Linked DNA regions of Homo sapiens: region 2 is linked to region 1. Evidence: chromatin contacts called from ENCODE Hi-C data. All regions are on one chromosome and are shown on one strand. Each heading gives the region's core, a stretch centred on a gene start or an enhancer-like site at or near the end of the contact. The rest is flanking DNA. Distances are from core to core; before and after follow the strand shown.

Region 1 (2,960 bases), core at 329-2,828:
AAGTGAGAATTTGTGAGTGCAAGGTCTGGAAGAAAAAGGAAGCCACCAGAGGTTAGCCTGATATTTGCCATCATTTTTCCAAAGCTAAGGTGATTGCTGACTCTGAAAGCAGTGGCTGAAACAGGGAGAAGAGCTTATGGCTGTCTCATGGGGCTTAGAAGGCCCACCAAAGAGAAGAGGCCCTAGTAAATACCCCAGACTTTTGGATGGGACCATCAAGGACTAGCTAGGAATAAGGGTGAACCGGAAATAAATTAGCTTTCCCAAAGACTGAAGACCGGCTCTGAATAATCAGTCTTAGTTCCTTATTGGAATAAGGTGATCTGTCTTCAGTCTAGCTGTGGTCAGGCAAACTTGCCCTTAAGTCTCTCCTGTTGAACACACCTTCCCTTTCCCCAGCCCCCTTGCTCAAACTCAACTCTGATCTTAGTAAACACAACATCAGCGGGAGAATGCTGATGCAGCAGAGAGAAGTCCAGGACAAATGAACATTGCATAACCTAGGATTCAGGTAGAGTGGTCCTCTCTCCTCTCCTCTTCCCTGGGACATTTATAAATGTATTAATCTACCTCATCTCTTTCACCTTGCTTCTTGGCATGTGTTTTAAATCTGTCTACTATTCCGTGATCCCTGCTAGGCTGGCTTCAGTTTTTCTTCTTTTGAAGCCACTACTCCATTTGCTCCCCCAAAGAATTCCATGAAATTTAACATTAGCAATCATTTGCTCCAAGTTTTCGTTTGAGAGCAGTTGAGAGTAAAACGAGTATGTGTTTCATGTAGTTTCATTATTATTATTATTATTATTGTTATTATTATTTTTGAGGCAGGGTCTCACTCCGGTTGCCCAGGCTGGAGTGTAGTGGCGCGATCTCGGCTCACTGCAGTCTCACCGTCAACCCCGGGCTCAGGTGATTCTCCCACCTCAGCCTCCCGAGTAGCTGGGACTTCAGGCGCCCGTCACCACCCCCTGCTAATTTTTGTGTTTTTAGTAGAGACGGGGTTTCGCCATGTTGCCCAGGCTAGTCTCAAAACTCCTAGCCTCAAGTGATCCACCCACCTCGGCCTCCCAAGGTGCTGGGATTACAGGTGTGAGCCACCGCGCCCGGCCCTTAATTATTTTTGATACTACGCATACGTTATCAAGCAAAGGGGATGGGAGATAACTAAAAAAGGAATGTCCAGAAGCTTCCTGCATTCATGCTGCATGTGAGCCCTTTAGACACGAGGCGCTGACCTACTAATTTTGTAATACTCCCTCAGCCTTCAATCATTCCATCATTCATTCCATCAACGCGTATTAGGTACTTAGAAGCTATACAGAGGTGAGCATCGATCCGCCCTGGAAGAGCTTAGCAAAGACAGGTTTGTACATATAACTTTCTCCAACCTTTGCCATGGTCTGCAAACCTCCTTCTTAGCGAGACCCCCTCCCCGACCCCCGACTCTTCACAGGCTGGGCGCTAACCATTAGGAATGTCCGGCGAGAGAGCGTTACAAGACTACGTCTCCCGGCAGCCTCTGCGACAAGCGCCGGAGGGGCGCGCGTAGGCGCTCGGGCCGGCCCCCGCACGCAGGCGCACTGCGAACGCCGGCTGAGCTGAGTCTCGCTGCTCGGTGCGAGGCGGCGGAGAGCGAGGCCTGGTGAGCACCGCCGAGGCGCGGGCCAGCTCTTCGAGGTTGTGCGCGGGAGTGGCACGGCGGGCGGGCGAGCGAGGGGCTAACTTCAGCGGTGGCACCGGGATCGGTTGCCTTGAGCCTGGTGAGTGCTGGGGCCTTGCGGCCCCGGCCCCTCCCCCTCCCGCCGGCAGATCCGGGCAGTCCCGGAGGGACTCAGGAGAGGCCCTGGGGCGAGGGCGGGTGCCGGCAGGGCCTAGAGCCGGGGTTCCTGGGCCGGACGCTCGCGCCGCGTCCGTGCGTCACGGGCCCGGCTGTCCTAACGGCCACAAGGCCGGCGGAGGAGAGGGTGGGGGTGGGGAGCCCTGGTGTGATCGCCATCGGGAACGCCGGTCGAGGCTAGGCGGGGCGGGGCGGCGTGGCGCGGCGGCGGGGCTGTAAGCGGCGCCGGGGACTGCGGGGCGCCGAGGCAGCGGGCGGAGAGGAGGCGAGCGCGGAGCCTGCGCCGCGGCCGGGCGGCGGGCGGGAGGCGGGGGTGGGCCGCGCAGAGCGCTGTGACAGAGGCAGGAAGGAGCAGGGGTGGCGTGTAAAAATTCTAACCCTGGCAAAAAGGGACCGTCTTGGGAATTCACAAGTTACAGACCGGGTCGGAGCCGGCGGCCCGGAGGGAGGTGGGGGAAGCGGGGGGTGGAGACGGCCGGCTGCAGTTTACCGATGTCATAACAACATGGGCCTGGAGCGGCTGATCGGGGGTGTGGTAATTATAGCAATGACAGAACTTGGTCTGCACGCCGCGTGTGCGATGCGAGGGAAGCAGCGAGGTATCGGATTAAGCTCAAAACGGGAGGAGGAAACAAGGATGACTGGAGTCAAGGAAGTCGTCATGAAGTAATGTTTTAGGATTGGGTCGTGTTCCACTTTTAAATGAAAGCGTTCAAAATATTTGATTTTTAAGGTTTCAACTCAGAACAAACGATTGCCGAGTTTTTGTTTGTATTTTAAAGAGATGGGGTCTCGCTATATTGCCCAGGCTGTACTCCAACTCCTGAGCTCAAACTGTCCTCTTGCCTCAGCTTCCCAAGTAGCTGGGACTAGTCTTGGGCAACCACACCCAGCTCTGCAGAGTATTTTTTTTTCTGAAACGTACTGTCAAGTAATATTAACTTGAATTTCACCCTTTTTTCTTAAATAAACGGTTGCTTAAAAATCTCTATTAGTAGATGAAGTGATTTCCCCCCTCCTGTTTTGTTTTTTTTTTTCTTAAGAGATGGAGTCTTGCTTTGTTTCCCGGGCTGATCTGGAACTCCTGGCCTCAAGGCATCCTCCCTACTAGCTGGAACTACAG
Region 2 (2,960 bases), core at 301-2,800, 920 kb after region 1:
CCAGAAGCGAGAAACTATCTGTCTAAAGTTATAACTTTTGATACCTCAAGTATCATTAGTCATTTTACTTTTATCCCTCTGAATATGCAAAATTGTTCAAGCTTGTAACAATCTTTGGTTTTGGTGCATAAGCCTATATAAGTTTTTCAACTTGAGAAATATTTCACTTATATTTCATGGATGCATTTTGGACTCAAGAGAGCTGGGGAGAAGAGGGCCACACTTAGAGAATATTGTTGGCGAAAAAAAGGTGTTAAACTCTGCGGAGTTTGAATAGTATATACAGAAAATACAGTTGTGCTTATTAACCAGTAGTATGACACAGCAGACGAAATTTTAAGCTACATGAGAATGACTTGCAAGCAAACATAGCAAATGTTGACTGGAGAAAAGATCACAGCATTTAGACTTTAGAAAACAGAAATTCTGATCAGGCACAGCGGCTCATGCTTGTATTCTCAGCACTTTGGGAGGCCGAAGCGGGTGGATCACTTGAGGCCAGGAGTTCAAGACCAGCCTGGCCAACATGGTGAAACCCCATCTCTACTAAAAATACAAAAATTAGCCAGGCGTGGTGGCACAGGCCTGTAGTCCCAGCTACTCAGGAGGCTGAAGCAGGAGGCTCTCTTGAACCTAGAAGGTGGAGGTTGCAGTGAGCTGAGACTGCACCACTGCACTCCAGCCTGGGCAACAGAGTGAGACTCTGTCTCAAAAAAATAATAACAATGAATTAAATAAATAAATAAATAATAGAAATTCTGGGCCAGGCACAGTGGCTCAGACCTGTAATCCCAGCGCTTTTGGAGGCTGAGGTGGGCGGATCATTTGAGGCCAGGAGTTCAAGACCAGCCTAGCCATCAAGGTGAAACTCTGTCTCTACTAAAAAAATACAAAAATTGGCCGGATGTGGTGGCATGTGCCTGTAGTCTCAGCTACTCGGAAGGCTGAGGCAGGAGAATCACTAGAACCTGGGAGGTAGGGGCTGCAGTGAGCCAAGATGGTGCCACTGCACTCCAGCCTGGGTGACAGAGCAAGACTGTCTCAAAAAAGAAAGAAAAGGGAATAGAAATCCTGGATTCTAGGCCTTCCACTTGTTTCCTCACCACCTCCTCCACTTCCCCAGATCCCCCCACCCATCACCATGTTGTAACTTTACAGATATCATAACTACTCTTGTTGATTATAGAAGAAAGAACCTAAGCTGTCAGAAAGCAAGTACTCTACCTGCTCTTGAAATGGAAACAGAAATTTACACACGGCTGGATCTCATTCTCAGTGCCAGCCTTTCCCCCACATCTTTACATAACTAATTTGCTTAACAATCCTCTTCCACAGGACACAAAAGTGATATGCGGCTCAGCTTCATCTGCATATTCACCACTGAATGTCCTCGTCATGGTGCACCTGCTCCTGTTTGAATACTTACCTTAATGGAACAGGCTGAGTCAGCATCTGCTTGCACCTGAACCCTTGATTGCAAGTAAGCGGATTGCCGGGAGGTGGCTGGGTTGCATCAGCTGCAGTAGAGGACAGCGTTCTGTTGGGAAGGCAGGGAAAGGAGAGAAAACTTCAACAGAAATAGTCCAAGTGTTGCGAAGTTAAAAATAAAACGATATCACAAGGGGCAATGTGACCAGGCTCAGCTTACGACTTTTTCCTTCCCCTGTATTTATCAACACTCAGTCTCTACTGGAGTGGCATTTAGCAGGGGAAACTGAATGGGAAGTGAAGTTTTATATCAATAGGTTTTCTTTCCCTTGAGGAAGGAGGAAAATCCTTTTAAGAAGGATCATTTTCAAGGCCAGAACAGCCTCTCAGATTCCTGCATGTGCAGTCGGCAGGCCCAGCTGTGCTGAAGGAGGCTGGCACAGCCTTCAGGACTGGCTGCTGCTCTAATTATAACCATGCTCCTCACCTAAACCCATCACTGGCTGAAGCAGCAACTTGTGCAAATGACATGGTGTCCTGCTTCAGTTTCTCCTATCTCTTGTCGTGACAAGTAAGTGTCTGTCCTCCCCTGGTCCTTTCATCTTTCCTGGAAAAGGGAGAGTTTGTAATTCAGATACCAGGTGTAGAGTAAATCCAGTGTGAGAGAATTAGAGGTTGTAGGAGGCTTTAGCTGTCATTTAGTCCAGCTCCCTCTTTTTACAGATGAGGAGACAGAGATTCAGAAAAGGGAAATTGCTCATCCAAGGTCACACATCTCGTTAGTGGAAGAGCCAGAGGAAAGCCCCAGAGAGCTTGTTTAACTCTCAGTCTAGCGTTCTTTATCTTATCATCTTCAGATAAACTCATTCAGGATCTTGTGAGTGAAAAAAATATAGAATCCCGGCTTTGGTGTTTTCTTTTTCTTTTTTTTTTTTTTGAGACAGAGTCTCGCTCTGTTGCCCAGGATAGAGTGCAGTGGCGTGATCTCGGCTCACTGCAACCTCCACCTCCTGGCTTCAAGTGATTCTCCTGCCTCAGCCTCCTGAGTATCTGGGATTACAGGCACGTACCACCATACCTGGCTAATTTTTGTATTTTTAGCAGAGACGGGGTTTCACCATGTTTGTCACGCTGGTCTCGAAATCCTGACCTCATGATCCTCCCACCTCAGCCTCCCAAAGTGCTGGGATTAGGTATGTGATTTTGACAAATTTACTTAACCATTTTCTATTTCAGTTTTCCCCATTGTGAAATGGCGATGATACTTGGTGCGACCACAGGTAACTGTGTCAGTACACATAAGGCACATGAATGATATGTACCACATGCCAAGTGCTCCACAATGCCAGCTGTTATTTGAATGTATTTGAATGTATTTTGACTAACAGCAGATGTGCTAAATTTGGCTGTGATTAACAGCCATCGAATTAACCTTTCCCCTGGATTCTTCATACATATATGTCCTTGGAGGTAAACTTATTTGGAATGAGCAAATAGCAGTTGAAAATTGTAAAAAATTTCTACACTGATCT

The links. A loop is a pair of places that touch in the nucleus more often than their neighbours do. Pooled maps may share reads with other maps.
Region 2: a pooled map of gastrocnemius medialis shows a loop between it and region 1 (2.3-fold over the local background). The contact joins the promoter of FBXO40 here to the promoter of KPNA1 in region 1. A Hi-C loop is called at or near these places in 2 of 50 pooled maps.

What each region holds. Positions count from the first base shown.
Region 1 is chr3:122,513,557-122,516,516 of GRCh38, reverse strand. It overlaps KPNA1 (karyopherin subunit alpha 1), which reads left to right and starts at 1,578. Exons shown (of 14, transcript NM_002264.4): 1 at 1,578-1,760. LOC107984000 (a long non-coding RNA gene) reads right to left here and starts at 1,488. Exons shown (of 2, transcript XR_924403.3): 1 at 1,389-1,488. RefSeq lists a silencer at 1,611-2,300.
Region 2 is chr3:121,591,969-121,594,928 of GRCh38, reverse strand. It overlaps FBXO40 (F-box protein 40), which reads right to left and starts at 1,550. Exons shown (of 4, transcript NM_016298.4): 1 at 1,427-1,550. RefSeq lists enhancers at 878-1,529, 1,530-2,180, 994-2,193 and a silencer at 1,313-1,607.